Linked DNA regions of Homo sapiens: region 2 is linked to region 1. Evidence: read pairs that join two places in POLR2A ChIA-PET (ENCODE). Cell type or tissue: A673. All regions are shown on one strand. Each heading gives the region's core, and the rest is flanking DNA. Links, peaks and the distances in the headings are about the cores only. Region 1 overlaps UNK (unk zinc finger). Region 2 overlaps LOC101928447 (a long non-coding RNA gene).

What was found. Peaks named below come from ENCODE experiments on the same cell type or tissue, not always from the same donor. Only the 100,000 strongest peaks of a DNase experiment are listed, where the experiment ranks them.
Region 2: POLR2A ChIA-PET joins it to region 1 with 11 read pairs; 2 of 35 experiments call an interaction of 5 or more read pairs at or near these places.

What each region holds. Positions count from the first base shown.
Region 1 is chr17:75,820,676-75,829,354 of GRCh38, forward strand. It overlaps UNK (unk zinc finger), which reads left to right. Exons shown (of 16, transcript NM_001080419.3): 14 at 1,802-1,983; 15 at 2,590-2,847; 16 at 3,587-5,124. The coding sequence ends at 3,742. It overlaps UNC13D (unc-13 homolog D), which reads right to left. Exons shown (of 32, transcript NM_199242.3): 31 at 8,112-8,308; 32 at 6,550-7,411. The coding sequence ends at 7,290. Among named protein-coding and RNA genes, the nearest start is that of UNC13D, 19 kb to the right of the region's middle. In A673, for the core only: CTCF peaks have their summits at 7,051 (motif pointing left) and 7,250; DNase peaks (open chromatin) are centred at 7,046 and 7,566; H3K4me3 peaks cover 358 bases; H3K27ac peaks cover 1,715 bases.
Region 2 is chr17:76,116,794-76,125,472 of GRCh38, forward strand. LOC101928447 (a long non-coding RNA gene) reads right to left here. Exons shown (of 4, transcript XR_001753019.2): 2 at 7,197-7,331; 3 at 4,071-4,185; 4 at 3,543-3,661. Among named protein-coding and RNA genes, the nearest start is that of EXOC7, 17 kb to the left of the region's middle. RefSeq lists a silencer at 4,531-5,000. In A673, for the core only: a CTCF peak has its summit at 4,790 (motif pointing right); a DNase peak (open chromatin) is centred at 4,798; H3K27ac peaks cover 602 bases.

The DNA.
Region 1 (8,679 bases), core at 680-8,679:
TGGCTAGAAGAATGGCACAGAGGCCTGTGCCACTGCGGGCCGGCTGTGCATCTCCTCTTGTGTGTGTCAGGGGATGTTCCTGAGGGCGGGATGGGAAGCACATGGCACCACCGCTCTCACTCTCCCCCAGCAGCTGCAGACACCAGGAGCTCCCTCCCCGAGAGTGCCAGCATTTTGCTCGGGCCCAGGGAATGAGCCCTTCAGAGTTCTGATTGGGTTTGGTGGCTTCCCTTATCTCATTCCTGATCCCAGAACAGCACATGGATTTCTCAGCGCCTTCCAGTTTGAAGAGGCTGTTCTCTGTTACGTTGATTCTGTCAGCTTTAGGTGCTTGGTGTTGCATTTTTCGGACTTGCCCCATATTCGGATAGGATCTGTTTTTTTTTTTTCGAGTAGGGTCTCAGTCTGTCACCCAGGCTGGAGTGCAGTGCAGTGGCATGATCCTAGCTCACTGCAGCCTGGAACTCCTGAGCTCAGGTAATCCTTCCACATCAGCCTCCTGAGTAGCTGGGACCACAGGCGTGCACCACCATGCCCAGCTTCTGGTGGCGTCTAGACTTAGCTCCACTTACTGGCCACACACTCCTTCCTGCACCATGTGACTATTGAGCACAGGTGTATTGATACAGGTGTAAGTGCAACAGTCCCTGCTGTCCAGCAGCTGTGGCCAGTGTGGGAAGCAGAGGTGCCCAGCCATTGGGATCCTCCTGAGAATCATAGAGGGGCCTACCTGGACAGCAGAGTCAGGAGAGCTTCTCCAAGGGAGGAGGAGAGATGGGTGGGACAGGAGAGCTTGCTGCAGGGCTGGTCTCATGTGGGTGGGGTGACCCTGAGGTCTTCCTCTGGGATGGGGCAGATGGCTCAGACAGTGCATGCCACAGGGTCTCCGCACAGGACCATGTCCCTCCTCTGTGGGTGCACTTGTGTGTCTCAGAGAGCAAAGCGTCTTAAATCTGGTTCTGGAACATCCTGGTTGGATTAGTGGGAAAGGGAGCAAGGAAGAAGTCACCAGAAAGTACATATGGGCAGAGTGAGGCCAGAGGTGGATATGGGTCCTTCTCGGAAGCCCGGGGCTGCCCTGGGGGCCAGAGCAGGGGGACCTGATGTTAGTAAACATCTGTTGAGCGAGTGAGCAGAGGGCAGCTGGGTTGGCGGTGGGTGGGAGGCTGTGCACGCAGCATAGTTGACTGGAAAGCATAGGCCTTTGGAACCACACTCCCTGTCTGTGTCCTGGCCCTACCACTTACAATTTGTGTGATTCTTGGTAAAACATTTTATCCAGGGTCCTTGTCTGTAAAACAAGGGGGATGGCCCCAAGGCTCCCTGAGCTCTTCCTGCCCCAGCTCTGCCATCCGATGAGGCTCTGGCCTGTCTTTTCCCCTTTATCTCTTCCTGGGCCTCACATCAGGCTGCAAAAAGGCCCTAGCCTAAAAGTGAAGCCACAATCATAAATTGCCACTATCGGGGGCCTGGGACTGCTCTCACATGCAGTACTTCCTGAGTCCCCTGAGTTACCCGGTGAGGCCAGTGTGGGAGTCCCATTTCCCACATGAGGGTGCTGAGCCTCGGAAGTTGAGTGGCACCAACTAGCAGGTGTCACTCAAGGTTAGGTCTGACTCCGCCCACGCCACCTGCACCTTCACAGCCTTCCTGTCCCTGCAAAATTCTCTGGCCTGACACTAGCTGGAGCCTTGCACACCCATCCAGTGGACAGCCAGTCCCTGGAACCTCTGAGGCAGGGCTGGCCAGGGCCTGGGCCCAAAGCCCTCCGGAGCTGATGTTCTTCCCCTCCTTGGGGCAGGTCTGAACGGGATGAACAGCAGCATCTGGGAGCATTTTGCCTCTGGAAGCTTCTCCCCGGGCACTTCCCCCGCTTTCCTATCAGGGCCAGGGGCTGCCGAGCTGGCCCGACTTCGGCAAGAGCTGGATGAAGCCAACAGCACCATCAAGCAGTGGGAGGAGTCCTGGAAGCAGGCCAAGCAGGTACCAGGCCCCGTGCCTGCCGGCCTTCCCCAGTGCCAGGTGGCATCCAGCCCAAGACCTTCCTTCACAGAGTGGGCGTGGGGTGGGGGAAAGCGGGGGCTGGAAGAACAGAGCAGAAACTCAGTTTTGTTCGCTCGCTCTCCCCCTGGGAGGACTCGCTTTGCCAGTCAGGACCCTGGGTGGTTACTGTTGTTGCAGGCTTCAAATTCTCTCTGTGAGCTGCTTGTAGTCTGTCCCAGGATCACCTGCCTCCTCCCAGTAGCCTCGCCTCTCCAGGGTTTCAAGTCCAAGGTTCTGGGTTCTGAAATGGGCCCCCTGTCCAGCTGCAGCCGGCTACCCTATGGGTGCTGGCCAGAATCCCAGCTCTACCCTGTGTCCCTGCTGTGCTAGGCCCAGGTCCCTTTCCCTGGCCACAGAGGGGAGAGTCTCCTGCAGGTTCTGAAACCTCTGTGCAGACAGCATCAGCCTCCTCCTTGCCCTCCTCCCAGAGAGCCAACCCAGCTTCCCACCAGGCCTCGCAGCCAGAGTGGCCCCCAAAAGATGATGCTCTCTGGGGACAGGGGCAGGGCAGGGCCATTGTGATGAGACTGTATGCTGGCCCCACAGGCTTGTGATGCCTGGAAGAAAGAGGCGGAGGAGGCTGGTGAGCGGGCCAGTGCGGCGGGCGCCGAGTGCGAGCTGGCCCGGGAGCAGCGGGATGCACTGGAGGTGCAGGTGAAGAAGCTCCAGGAGGAGCTGGAGCGGCTACACGCGGGGCCTGAGCCCCAGGCCCTGCCCGCCTTCTCCGACCTGGAGGCGCTCTCACTCTCCACCCTCTACTCCCTCCAGAAACAACTGCGGGCCCACCTGGAACAAGTGGACAAGGTCAGCCCAGGTCGGGGAGCACTGGGTGGGATGCACGGTGGCCTCAGCCAGCTCTTGGACTCTGACCTGGTCCAGGCTGCTCCAGGGATGGCCACCCTCCTGAGAGCCTCTGCCCAGCACTGGGCCAGCACTCAAAAGGCCGGCCTGCTGGGAATGGGTGAGGAGAGTGCACTGGGGAAGGTGAAAAGGCTGGGGGTGAGGGGTGTCGGTGCCACCCCCAGCACCCCTGAGGGCGGCCCTGACCAAGCTTCTCACAAATGCCTGGGCCCCAAATGCGTCCTCCTGTACACCCTCCATGGAGCAGCGGGCCTTCCAGTGAGGCCCAGGACCCCAGGGCTACCCCTGCCTTCCCAGGTCTCCTGCTGGGTCCCCGGGGCCAACGTGGCATGGTGGGAAGAGCTGTCTTTCCTCTGTTCTCGGGCAGCCAAGCCCCCGGGTGTGGCCCTGGGCATGTCCCAGCCCTTTCTGGGCCTCATTTTCCCCATCTGGGGATTACAAGGTCAAATGAGACTGGGCGAAGCCTCTCTGAGGGGTGGGTCTTGTGGCAGCCTGGCCATGCCCCATGCAGAGGTGGACTCAGCCTGCTCTCTCACCTGCCAACAGGGGTCTGGGAGCACACTGTTGAGCTCGGTACCTCAGTTTTCCCATCCCAAGGGGCTGCAGTGAGGATCAAGGGAACTCCTCGCTCAACTTGGGGCCAGACCCATGGATGGTGACCACGATGCCCCTTTCCCTGCAGGCCGTGTTCCACATGCAGTCGGTGAAATGCCTTAAGTGTCAGGAACAGAAGCGGGCAGTGCTGCCGTGCCAACACGCTGCGCTGTGTGAGCTCTGCGCTGAGGGCAGCGAGTGCCCCATCTGCCAGCCTGGCCGGGCCCACACCCTCCAGTCGTGACCCTGCAGGCCTGGCCCAGCCTGGCCCAGATCTTCTCACCTAGGACTTTTTAAAGTATATATATATATATGAATATATATATATATGTGTATGTATGTATGTATATGTATATGATTATGTATATGTATACATTTCCGTATGTATGTATATGTATACATTTCCGTATGTGTGCAGGTATGCGTGGTGGTGTGGACAGTGTCTGTGTGTATATCTGTACATAGATATAGACACACACTTTAAAAGACTTACCAAGCACTTTTTAAAAGAAGAAACTATTTTGCAGTCCTCCCCTACCCACTCCCTGCCCTTCCCACTGCAGAGATGACATCCCCTCTTCTCCCACTGGCCTTTTGGCAGAGAATCTGGTTCTGTCTCTTTTTTAATGTAGGAACTAACTATTTTTAACTTCTTCCTGGGGCCTGAGCAGGGAAGGGTGGGACTGGAAGGCACTAAGGGGAAGGGAGAAGCCCTCAGGGCAGGCCCTGCTCCCCCTACCTCCTTGCCAGGGCAAGGGTGGAGTGTGGAAGACGTGGGTCCCCCAGAGCAGGCCTGGCCCCCAGCTGTGAGGGCCTCAGGGAGGCCCGAGGGGGAGTGCTGGGGGTCTCAGCTGGCTTAGCTCCTAAGTTTACCAAATGTTAATTTAGTCTTGGGGAGAACAGCAAGGGCTGGAGGCCAGTGCTGCAGGGCCAGCCCCACTCCTGACACCTGGGCCCTTGAAGCTCCTTGAGGGGCAAGGCCCAGGAGTTCCAGCCCTCAGGTTCCTGAGGGTCCACCCTCAGTCCTTCCCCCCGCCGCCCCTCCCCGGACTCCCCACAAGAGCCTCCCTGGCCCCAGGGCCGCCTACCAGGCTGGTACTCATTCTATGACCACCGCCCCCAACCAGCTGCCCCCAGCTCTCCCTGCCCCCTCCCCTCTCTGGCAGCTAGCAGGGCAATTGGCGGGGAGGAGTGCGGACTGAGGACTGAGGACCAAGGGGGCCCAGGCCCTGCCCTCCTACCCGGAGGGGCTCCGTTTGCATTCCTTGGTGCTCTCTGAGTGCAGCTGGTGTCCCGCCCTGTTCTGGGCGGACGCCTGTGTGCGTGTGTGTGTGCCTGTCCAGTGTATATTGTGTCTTAGCTTCCATTTTAAAAATTGTTCTGTACAGAGAGAGATGCAGCAGGGGCGGGAGGGCAGAGTGGGCGGAGGGGAGCAGCCGCACCCCCAGCACCGGGTGTCTGCGGTAGGAACAAGAGGGCTGAGAGGGTCTGGTCCTGGCCCAGGCTCCCCCTTGGGCTCAGCACGAAAGGGCTTTCAATGAATTAAGTGAAAACTTTTTCCTTTTTTACAAAAATGCAAAAATCAACAAAGCTCCAAACCTATTGGAAATAAAATATGAACTTGCAGTGGTAGCTTGTTTACATGGGGGTGAGGGGGAGTGGGTCCCAAAAGAGGGCCTCTGAACTATGAGGTGGGCCAGGAGCCTTGCCTCAGCCATGGAAACGGCTGCTGCCCACACCCCTGAGCTGTGGTAAGGCAGCTGGAGAGGGCTGGAAACTTCCTGGGCCCATCAGGCCCCAAGACAGTTCAAGTGCTCTCCGACCTAGGCCTAGCGGTTGATGACACAGGGACCCTTAGCCTTGGACACAGAGGCCCCCCAGGCCCTAGGACTCTTTAGGGCTGTGTGGTCAGCGGTGACTGGCAATAGGGCCCGTAACTGTTTCTCAGAGGAACAGTGTCTTCCCAACTGGGCATGGTGGCGCATGCCTGTGGTCCCAGCTACTAGGGAGGCTGAGGTGGGAGGATCACTTGAGCCCAGGAGGTCGAGGCGGCAGTGAGCCATGATTGCACAGCTGCCTCCAGCTTGGGTGACAGAGTGAGATCCCATCTCAAAAACAAAAACAGGCCGAGGCGGGCAGATCACTTGAGGTCAGGAGTTCGAGACCAGCCTGGCCAAAATGGTGAAACCCCGTCTCTACTAAAAAAAAAAAAAATACAAAAATTAGCCAGGTGTGGTGGCACATGCCTGTAGTTCCAGCTACTCAGGAGGCTGAGGCAGGAGGATCCTTTGAACCCGGGACGCAGAGGTTGCAGTGAGCTGAGATTGCCCCATTGCACTCCAGCTGGGCGACAGAGTGAGACTCCATCACAAAAACAAAAAACCCAGTGCCTTCCCATTGGGATGATTTGCTGGTAGGACCCAGAGGAAGTCCTGCCTTCTGCCTTCTTCACCCTACCCTGCCCCTGAGGGATGAGGGGCTGAGGCCTAAGAGGTACGTCCTCCCTCCCACCTCCTCAACTAGGCTGTGCGGTGGGGGGTGAGAAAACACCCTGGTGGGATCCTCTTTGCATGGTCTCGGGCCTTGGATGTCATCTCAGCTAACCTCGACTCCTGTCCTCATTTTGTGCAGACTCAGAGGTTCCGACATGGAACCAGGGTCACACAGCTAGGATGACGTGATGACCAGGCCTCAGGTTCTGACACCCCCCAGGCAGGGGAGGGACCCAGCTCCTCTACGCCCTACTGTCTCAAGAGCAGCCCCTCAGCCTCAACCTGCACCCCTGGGAGGCCCCTGCTCACTGTGCTCCCCCGAGGAACGGGTCCCTGTCCTGGGTGTCACCACAGGAACTGGTATGCCTGGTAAAGCAATTTATTCAAAGCCCACGGCCAAAAATCACCCTAGCCCTGCCTCTGCCTCAGTTATTTCCACACCTACCCCCCTGCTTTGTAGCTACCCCAAGGTGGCGGTAGCTCAAAGTCCCCTGAGGGCTGGGGAGGAAGCTACCCGGCCTGGCTCGCATTCCAGGCCCCACTGTAGGCCAAAGGCATATTTTAAGAGGACAATGGATTTGTTTTTATTAATTTTTTTGCTAAGAAAGTTTCTAGGTGGCAGGTGCTGTCCGGGGAGGGGGCGTGCGCAGCAGACACAGCAGCCAAACTGTCCTTTCTGCTTCCGTCTGTCTGTGCCAGCCCTGCCGCCTGCCAGCTCTTGCTCCCTCAGAGCCAGAAGGTTCTTGGCTCCAGGCTTCCTGGCCTGGATGCTGGCAGCCCCTGGGGAGAGGACCCAGGCCCCCTCTAGTAATGGCCACCACCCTCCCCCCAGGGCAGCTGGAGCCTCATCTTTGGCAGGGTCCCCTCTCCCTTTTCCAGGAGACTCTGTGCCTGTAGCCCTGGTCCCAGTGAACCTGGCCCCCACCCCAGTGGCTGGAACAGGAAGGCCAGGAGGCAGATGGGCCAGGGCCAGGAGACAGATGGCCCAATCCCCTGCCCACCACAGCAGCTTTTCTGAGAGGCGGGCAGGGGCAGGGTTTGCTCCCCCTGGTGCTGGGATGTGGTAGAGACATTGCAGCCAGGGCTGGAGGCAGGGAGGCGGGAGTAGAGATGTCGCTGCTGAGCCCCCATCACCATGGGAGGCAGGGGAGGTCTGCACTCTGGGCACTCCGCATGCTGGGGCTCCCCAAGTGTTAGGCCAGGCTGGAGGGCCGCGATGTGGCGGGGAAGCCCCAGACCCTACAGGAAAGCCCTTGCAAGTCCCCACCGGGGACCCAGCCCCACCGCAAACCTCTACGGCTACGGTGCCGGCCGCAAGGCATGCTGGGAGGCCTGCTTGGCCCGGTGCCGCCGCAGCCTCACAAAGACCTGGGCTTCTCGGTCACCCTTCCGGCCCTCCAGCAGCTGCAGGATTGGGTCCCCTGCGGAGAGAGGGGTTTGGGGGTCAGATGCCAGGGGAGAGGGCAGTGCCTGGTGGTGGCAGAGAAGAGTGTGTGGGGGGGTACACAACACTGCTCCATCTCCCCAACAACCTGGAAGGAAACAAGTGACAGACCCGCGCCAGCCCAGCCCAGGAGGTGGTCTGACAGACGCATCCGGTCGGGTCGCGTAACAGACAGAGTGCTGCTGGGACACTGTCCTGACTGCAGCGAGGGGCTGAGATGTGCCTGAGGTTTGACTATTACCTTTTTATACGAGAACCTAAAGCTAGCAAGTTAACCTTTTCATGCCTCGGTTTACTCATCTGTAAAAGAGTGCTAATATCTGCTTCGTTGGCTGGAATGCATAAAGTGCTTAGCACTTGCTCATAATAAGTGCACAAGCATCAGACCGTTGCTGGTATCAAAAATGCTCTGCAGGGAAGCGGCCCCGCCGAGTGAGATCCAGGCCCTTCTCCCCAGTTAAACTTCTTGGTGACTTCCCCATGCAAGGAGAGTCACGTTACACTTAGCTTAAAGTTCACTGGTCTCTTGATTAGACCGAGAGATGGGCCGTGGCTGTCCCACTGGCTCCCGTCTCCAGGGAAGCTGTTCTCCGACCCTGGCATCACCTCTCTGGGGCCCCTGCCTGAGCTTTACAGGCTCCCGTCCCCGCACCACCCTGCCCTGGGCTCAGGCCTACCGTTGGGTGCGGGGTACGTGAGGGGCAGGCGGGTCTGAGGCACCTCACCAGGCTCCTCAGAGCCACTCAGCCCGGGCACCTCACGCAGCGGCAGGAAGGCCTCGCCTTCCAGGTCGTCGGCCCCCAGCGTGTCGTAGTCCAGCACGGTGAGCAGGAGGCATGCCCCAGCCTTGCGGCACGGCTCAGCAGGCACCAGGCTGCGGGGAGAGTCAGGGCTCTGCTGCCAGCCCCAGCACAGCCACCCCAGCCTCGGCACATGGGTTCACCCACTTGGTGTTGGGAACCAGCCAGGGTTTGGACTGCAAAGCCAGCTCTCAGCCTGGCACCTCTCAGCCATGTGGTGCAATGCCTGCTCTGACCGTGGGCTGATGCTTTAAACCAGCGGTCCTGTGTTCCCTGTTCACCTGTGCTGAGGAACTAGGAGCAGGTTACTGAGAACCTCAGAGACAGGACCCTTCCCTGGAAGTCCCTAAGTTAAACACCTGGGAGTCCACCCCTTCCCCCAAGGGAAGCAAACTTTTTTTTCTGAGACGGAGTCTTGCTCTGTCACCTAGGCTGGAGTGCAGTG
Region 2 (8,679 bases), core at 422-8,421, 300 kb after region 1:
GATCCGCCCGCCTTGGCCTCCCAAAGTGCGGGATTACAGGCGTGAGCCACCATGCCTGGCCTCCTATTTTTAAATTTTATTATTATTATTATTATTTGAGATGGAGTCGTGCTCTTGTCGCCCAGGCTGGAGTGCAGTGGCCTGATCTCAGCTCACTGCAACCTCCACCTCCTGCATTCAAGCTTCTCCTCCCTCAGCCTCCTGAGTAGCTGGGATTACAGGTGCCCACCACCACCCCGGCTAATTTTTGTACTTTTAGTAGAGACGGGGTTTTGCCATGTTGGCCAGGCTGGTCTTGAACTCCTGACCCCAGGTGATCCGCCCATCTCTGCCTCCCAAAGTGCTGGGATTACAGGCGTGAGCCACCGTGCCCGGCCTATTTTATTATTATTATTTCTTGAGGCAGTCTCGCTCTGTTGCCCAGGCTGGAGTGCAGTGGCGTGATCTCGGCTTACTGCAACCTCTGCCTCCAGAGTTTAAGCGATTCTCATGCCTCTGCCTCCTGAGTAGCTGGGATTACAGGCACCTGCCACCACGAATGGCTATTTTTTTTTTTTTTTTTTGTATTTTAGTAGAGATGGGGTTTCACCATGTTGGCCAGGTTGGTTTCAAAATCCTGACCCCAAGTGATCCACCCACTTCGGCCTCCCAAAGTGTTAGGATTACGGGCATTAGCCACTGCACCCAGCCAATTCTTTGGCCGTTAAAGAATATTATTTAATCATTTATATGAAAATCTTTTTCTTATTTTTTCCCATTTTCATTATCATGTGGGCCAGGCATGGTGGCTCACGCTTATAATCCCAGCACTTTGGGAGGCCATTTCGGGTGGATTCCCTGAGTTTAGGAGTTTGAGACCAGCATGGTCAACATGGCAAAACCCTGTCTCTGCAAAAAATACAAAAATTAGGTGGGTCCCAGCTACTTGGGAAGCTAAGGCGGGAGAATTGCTTGAACCTGAAAGGTTGAGAGTGCAGTGAACGTTGATTGTGCCACTGCATTGCAGCCTGGGTGACAGAGCAAGGCCCTGTCTTGAAAAAAATAAAAATATGCGGTTTAATTTCATTTATTGTTGCTATTTTGTGCTAGTGGAGTTTTAATTCTTTCATTTGTTCATGTTTTATTTATGATTTATGTTTATCAGACTTTCTTTCTTTTTTCTTTTTTTTTTTGAGATGGAGTCTCGCTCTGTTGCCCAGGCTGGAGTGCAGTGGTGCGATCTCGGCTCACTGCAACCTCTGTCTCCTGGGTTCAAGCGATTCTCCTGCCTCGGCCTCCTGAGTAGCTGGGACTACAGGTGCACGCCACCATGCCCAGTTAATTTTTGTATTTTTAATTTTTGTAATTTGTAAAAATTTTTGTTTTTGTATTTTTAGTAGAGACGGGGTTTCACCACGTTGCCAGGATGGTCTTGATCTCTTGACCTTGTGATTTGCCCACCTTGGTCTCCCGAAGTGTTGGGATTACAGGCGTGAGCCACCATGCCTGGCCATTCATACTTTCTGTTTTACAGCTTTTTGGTTTTGTGTCTTGCTTAGAAAAGCTTATCCCAGGCAGGGCGCGGTGGCTCATACCTGTAATCCCAGCACTTTGAGAGACCGAGGTAGGCAGATCACCTGATGTGAGCAGTGTGAGACCAGCCTGGCCAACATGGTGAAACCCCGTCTCTACTAAAAATACAAAAATTAGCTGGGCCTGGTGCCGCACGCCTGTAATCCCAGCTACTCAGGAAGCTGAGGCAGGAGAATCGTTTGAACCGAGATCATTCCACTGCACTCCAACTGGGAAGACAGAATGAGACTCTGTCTGAGGAAAAAAAAAAAAAAAGCTTAGCTTGGGATAAATAAAACACCTGTGTTCTTTTCTCGTACTTTTTTTTTTTTAAGTTTATATTACTGAGCCATCTGAGTTTTTTCGCAGTCTGGATACCGTTTCTTCCATGTAGATATCTGGATCTATTTCTTGGGTGTATTCTGTTCCATTGAATTGCTTTTGCATATTTCAGCAACAGTACCAAACCAGTTAAAGCAAAAAAGCTTTTTAACTTAATTATTCATTTAATATTTGGTGAGGGATATATCTTTCATGGTTTTTTATTTTCCCCCCTCCTAAAAAAAGTCCTGGATAGTCTACTTTTTTTTTTGAGACGGAGTCTCGCTCTGTCGCCCAGGAGGGAGTGCAGTGGCGTGATCTCGGCTCACTGCAAGCTCCGCCTCCCGGGTTCACGCCATTCTTCTGCCTCAGCCTCCCGAGTAGCTGGGACTACAGGTGTCCGCCACTACGCCAGCTAATTTTTTGTATTTTTAGTAAAGATGGGGTTTCACCGTGTTAGCCAGGATGGTCTCGATCTCCTGACCTCGTGATCCGCCCGCCTCGGCCTCCCAAAGTACTGGGATTACAGGCGTGAGCCACAGCGCCCGGCCTGGATAGTCTACTTTTGTTCTTTTTTTTTCAGGTGAACTTTAAATTCATTTTCACAGCTACAAATTGAATGTCCCCTAAGCAAACTGGTTTGAATTCAGGTCCTTATAGAGTCTGGGGCATCACTGAGGAATCATGCCTGCTTGAGGGGTGGAGGCAAAGTGTGAGCAAGGTGAGGGGGTGCTGGAAGCCAGAAGCTTCCTGCGGAGCCTGTGAGGTGCCCACAGAGCAGGGTCCACTGCCCGGAAGGATCACTGGACCTCACAGGCAGAGCTGGAGGGAGGAAAGGCTAAGCCAGCAGAAGCCCCGCTGGGGGAGATCAAAGACAAGCATGGGCAACAGGTCTTCACAGCTGAGTGACACAAACAAGAGGGGTGCCGGGCCAGGGCTGATGGAATTGCCATGCGTGACCAGAAGGCTCAGCGGGGCCTCTAAAGGGCACCTCCCCAGCACCTGGCCTTGGCCCGACCCAGAGGGTGTTCAGGGTACCCAGTAAATCTATGATGAGCAAATAAACAAGTGCATGAAGGCTAACTCCAGGAGGAGGAGGAGGGGCGAGGAAGGAGGATCAAAGGGATGGCGTACACGTCCCAGGGAAGGCAAAGTGAAGGAGGTCGGGGTGCAGTATTTTTTTTTTTTGAGACAGAGTCTCACTATGTCACCCAGGCTGGAGTGCAGTGGCACGATCTCGGTTCACTGCAACCTCTGCCTGCTGGGTTCAAGCAATTCTCCTGTCTCAGCCTTCCGAGAAGCTAGGACTACAGGCACCCACCACCATGCCCAACTAATTTTTTTGTATTTTTAGTGGAGACAGGGTTTCACCATATTGGTCAGGCTAGTCTCGAACTCCTGACCTCAAGTGATCTACCTGCCTTGGCCTCCCAAAGCGCCGGAATTACAAGCGTGAGCCACCAAGCCCAGCCGAGGGTGCAGCTTTTGAGGCAACTGAGAGCCTCTTTGACCTGAGAATCACAGCAACATACTTGTGGGCAGCAGAAACACCCAGGCCAGGAGATACATTGGGAGGAATCTTTATCCCTTCCTGCTTCTCTTGTGGCCAGAGACCTGCACACTCTGTCCCACCCCCACACCTCCCATACCAATTTCTCAGCTTACCCAAGGCAGGTTCCAGGAGAAGGCTGTGGGGCAGGAAGGATTTGGGCTCTGAGATAGGTACTGCGGACACATGTTCCCATGGGAGAATGTTGCACGTGGCAGCTGATTTCTGTCCAAATCACAGCTGAATGGCAGAGTGGAGGAAAAAGAACCCAGGTGTGAGGCCAGACAGGCCCGTCTGATCCCAGCCCTGCCCCTAATTAGCCCTGTGACTTCTGAATAACACACCACAAAGGCCCCTTGGATTTGAGGTAAATTAAGTGACATGGCGCATATAAAAGGCCTGGTACCTAGTAGGTGCTCAAGAAATGTTAGCCGGTGCCCACTCCAGTTCTTCCCTGGCCTTTCCAGCTGTAGTTGGAGTACGTTAGGAACAAAATCGGCTTCTGCAGCTAATGATCACTGCTTAGAAATGTGTTCTGAGTTCTGATCAATTTATCCAGAACCCGTGGAACCCCTCACCTCCTCTTATCTGCCCCCAAACAGTCCTGAGTCATTGACAGCATCTTGAACCTCCTGGCCCCTGGACTCACCCAGTGAGGCCATTCGTGAAGATCAAAGAAACGAAATCACCAGGCAGTGATACCAGGGCTGGATAGTCACCTTCTGGCACCTTTTAGACATCTCTCTGCATCTTGGTCTTTCCTTCTGCAAGGACAACAATATTACAGCCCCCCAACCCTCCCCAGGCACTCACTACAGGAGATTAGCGTTACAAAGGCTCAGAACGGTGCCGGGAACATGGTGGCCCCAGGAGGGATTCTGCTGGTTCTGCAAACCCCACCGCAGGAAGACTTCCTGGCTTGTAAAATGAAGGAAAAGCAACCCATCAGGCGCTTGCCACTCACTGCCTGGCTGTCCTAGGCCATGGCCCCTTATCTGCGCCACACACACACACACACACACACACTACACACACACACACCACACACATCACACACACACACACACACACACACACACACACACACACACACACACACACACACACACACACACACACTTCTCCCCCTCTCCCTCACCCCTCCTGGCTCGACAGGGGAGGAGCTGGGAGGGCCTGTCCCCTGTCCCCCTAGCCCAGCCTTAGCCCCTATTACCGGAGGCCTCCGCTTTCTAGAACCCCGGGAGGGGCTTCGTGGACGTGGCTGTGCCGCAGGGGGGCGCCCTCCTCCCGCCGTGCTCGGGGGTCGAACCCCGAGCGCTCCGGGAGGGCTTAAGCAGGCGGGGAGGTGAGGCGAGCCCGGGCCGGGCCGGGCCAGGCCGGGCCGCGAGGGGGCGCCCCACACCACCCTTGGCCTCCACCGCGCTCGCGCAGCTGGAACCTCCGAGAAGGCCCAGGGTGCAGAGGAAGGGAGAGGCCCAGGGGCCAGGGTCATGGGTGGGGACAGAACGGGGGCAGGAGGGGGCGCTGAAGAGGGAGGGAACGTGGAGATGGAGGGGAGGCAAACAACGAGGGGGCATCCAGAGGGTCCCGGGAACGCGACCTGGGGGTTGGACAGGAAACCAGGGGTCGGGGCAGCCTGCTGGGGGCGTCTCGTGCCCCCCACCCTCCATTCCTCTGAACCAGTCCGGAAGGGGGGTTCGGCTGGCAAGCCGCGGTGGCGTCAGCCTCTGGCACCCGCTGCTGCCCGGCCCGTGGCTCCAGGCAACCGGGGACGCTGCGGGGGCTGCGCTGGGCAGCGGGTGCGGGTGCGGGCGCCCCCCATCGCGGGCCCAGGCGTTCCCCCAGCAGGCCCAGGAGCCCCCACGGGTCCAGGTGCGCCCCTGAGGCCTGGCTCCCCTGGGGCCGCGTGCCCGGAACGTGACTCAGCGCTTTCTCCGTGCCGGGCTGCGGTGGGGAGCGGGACGGAGGCGAGTGGCGCTGTCCCCAGGAAGGGCCCCGCACAGGCCCCCGCCAGGCGGGATCTTTCCCGGGTCGGGCAGGTTCGTTCATTTGTTCACGAACTCAGCGTCAGCGAGGCAGGAAGCGGGAAGAGAGAGGAGACCCCGGATAAGAAGATGGTGCTGTTGGAAACATTTGGGAATTTGGGGTGCGCTGCAGGCCTGGGTCATCCAGGCCACAGGAGAGGCACAGGGCTGCGGCCTGGGTTGGGGGAACAGCCACAGCTGTGGGGCGTTTCAAGGAGGCCGAGGCACAGGCGTATGGACTGGATTTTGAAGGATGGGAGAAGGGGGCCTCAGGACAGGAACCGGCCTTATGGAAGGAAAGCTGGGAAGTAGGGAGGGGGCCGGGGGTGTCGGAGAGGACAGCTGAGTGTGGCGGGAGCGGAGGCAGAGCGGCCCTGGGGCCCCGGCGTCAGCTGAGGTTGCACTGTGTTTGGAGAGGAGCCTCGGAGGGGTGGGCTGCCTGGCAGCAGTGGCCTGGGGGCCGCAAATGAGGAGGGTGCAGTGCCTTGGGCAGTAAATTAGAAGACACAGGCTGCTGGCTGGGGGCGGGAGGGCACAGGGAAGCCCTGCCCGGGAGCAGGCCGAGAGCTAGGTTTCCACCGTTCCCCGCCAACCCCAAACTGAGGACCGATGGATCCTGCCCCTGCGGTGGGAAACCAGGAGGCCTCTTTCCCTGACTGGATAGCTGCCCTGAGGCAGGGGATTGAGTGAGATGACCCTGAAGGGAGTCCCCAGTGTGCTCTTGTTCTGTGGGCTTGCCTGTCGTTCACACTCACGGAAGGGTCCTCCTGTCTGCCTGAAATGAATGAATGAATGAGCAGAGATATCTCAGCGTGTATTCCCTGGGGGGACACCACACACACTTCCTTCTTCAATAAGGGCTTTTTAATGAGGCCAGGGAGGAGACTGGGCTGGAGGTGAGGCCTGGGCCCCTGAGGGCAGAGGGACAGGCGGGACAGGCCTGAGTTGCCTTGCTTTGCTTGCCTTCCTTCCTTCCTTTCTTTCTCTCTCTCTCTCCTTCCTTCCTTCCTTCTTTCCTTCCTTCCTTCTTTGCTTCCTTCCTTCTTTCCTTCCTTCCTTCTCTCTCTCTTCTTTCTCTCTCCCTTCTCTTTCTCGCTTTCTTTCGCTCTCTCCCTCCCTCCCTCCTTCCTTCCTTCTTTTTCTTTTTCAGAGTTTCACTCTTGTAGCCCAGCCTGGAGTGCAGTGAGCTGAGATTGCGCCACTGCACTCACTGCAACCTCCACCTCTCGGGTTCAAGCGATTCTCCTGCCTCAGCCTCCCAAGTAGCTGGGACTACAGGTGTGCACCACCACGCAAGGTTAATTTTTTTATTTTTAGTAGGGATGGGATTTCACCGCGTTGGTCAGGCTGATCTCGAACTCCTGACCTCAGGTGATTCTCCCCGCCTCAGCCTCCGAAAGTGCTGGGATTACAGGCGTGAGCCACCATGCCCAGCCTCCTGAGCTGCCTTTCTGATAGTTCCCCTCTATCTGCCCAGCTGGAAACTCTGGCTTTTGGATCTGGCTCTGCCAGTAAGTCATTGTGAGAATTAGGGTGCATCCTGCCACCCCCTATCCATGCCACCATGCTCTGCTGAGCACCAAGCATGTGCCATACCTGACTCCGGCCAGGTGCCACAGAGAACTGCACACTGCCCTCCCGGAGCTCCCAGTCCAGCAGGGGAGACACAGATGCTGCTGTGGTGAGTGGAGAGGTGGCAGACATCCACATAGGTCCCCCAGCAGGCAGTGCCCACGAGAAGCCAGCCTCACCTGTGCCACCGTCCTCAGAGCTGTGTCCTCTCTGTGCCTCATTTTCTTCAGCTATAGGTGACACTAGATGGCTCCTGAGGCCTCCTGCAGATGACAGGTGCTTGCTGCTGTCATTGAGGGGTACTCCAGCTGCTCCTGCCTCCCACAAAAGGGCAAACAGACAAACCCCACCTCCGGCTAGCACCCCTGAAGGAATCTGGGCCTGCAGCTCCTCAGGACCAGACTTGGAGCTGGGGTCTGCCAGAGGCCCAGCCAGCTGATGTGGTGTCTCCCAGAGCTCAGGGCCCAGCCAAGGTGCTTCCCCCAACAAACTTGAACCCCAGCCAGCAGCCAGGAGCCCCACAGTGGGCAGTCTGTGCTGGCAGCAGGCGAGGGGCACGGGTCCTGGGCAGGCAGGAACAGAGGCCCCCCGCACTTGTCCTCTGCCCTGGAGGCACTCACCAGGCTGCAGGGGTGAAGCAGGGAAAGGGATTGTGGTGGAGGTCATCCCCCAAACTGAGTTCTAGACCCACCAGCTCAAAGGGCTCAGGGTCAAGGGTGGACCATGGGATGTGGGCTTTCTGGAACTCTGGCCAGCTAGGGGCAGAGCGAGTGTCCGGGGACCCCCAGCCCCAACTCTGCTCCAGCCAGGCCCGCTCTTCTGTGAGAGAGGTGGCATTGCCAGAGCTGATGTTGGTTCAGGTACCAGCCTGGGGATCCCGATGTGTCTTACCAACCGCCTGCTCAAACAGAAGAGCCAAAAAGGCTGGCACAAGTTCTGCCAGGATGGCGATGCAGGGAGGACCCTCCCTCTGCAGGTGTCACCAGCCGCACTGAGAGAAAAGGCTCGCGCCTGAGTTTTAAGACCTGGGCTTGGATGGCACGGTGACACGCACCCCGCGGGCTGGTTTATTTTCCTCCTTCCCACCTCTTCACATCTCCTTCAGGTGCTAGACACGGAGAGGGCCAAGAGAACCACTTGGGAAGGGGACTGACAACCTCGCTGGCCATTGTATGGTCATCAATACCATGCGCCTGCTGTCCCGGGCTCTGGCAGGTGGGGTGTGTTGAGGATGCTGTGGGGGCCCAGAGCCCACACCTAACCCAGGTGGAGACCAGGACTGGGGACTCTGGAACTAAGTCCTGAAGGGCGTTACCCAGGTGAAGCGGGAGAGCGGGAGGGTGCTCATTCAAGGCAGAAGGCAGGGATTGGGACAGGAAGAGTGGAAATAGTGATTCTCAGTGGTGCATTAGTGTGACTGGTCACAGAGGGGAGGGGAGGGGAGAAGATGAGGGATGAGCAGGAGTCAGATCTTGATGGAGCTTAGGGGGCCCGAAGCTCCTCCTGTAGGCGAAGGAACTCATTGCAGTTAGCTGAGGAGTGGCCAGAGCGGCACTTGAAAAGGGTCACCCTGGCCCCTCATCTTCCCTAGCACTGAGAGGCTAGCAGCCCCTGGGCACACTGGTGGGGGTCCCACCTCCATGCCTTTGCTCACTCCCCGCC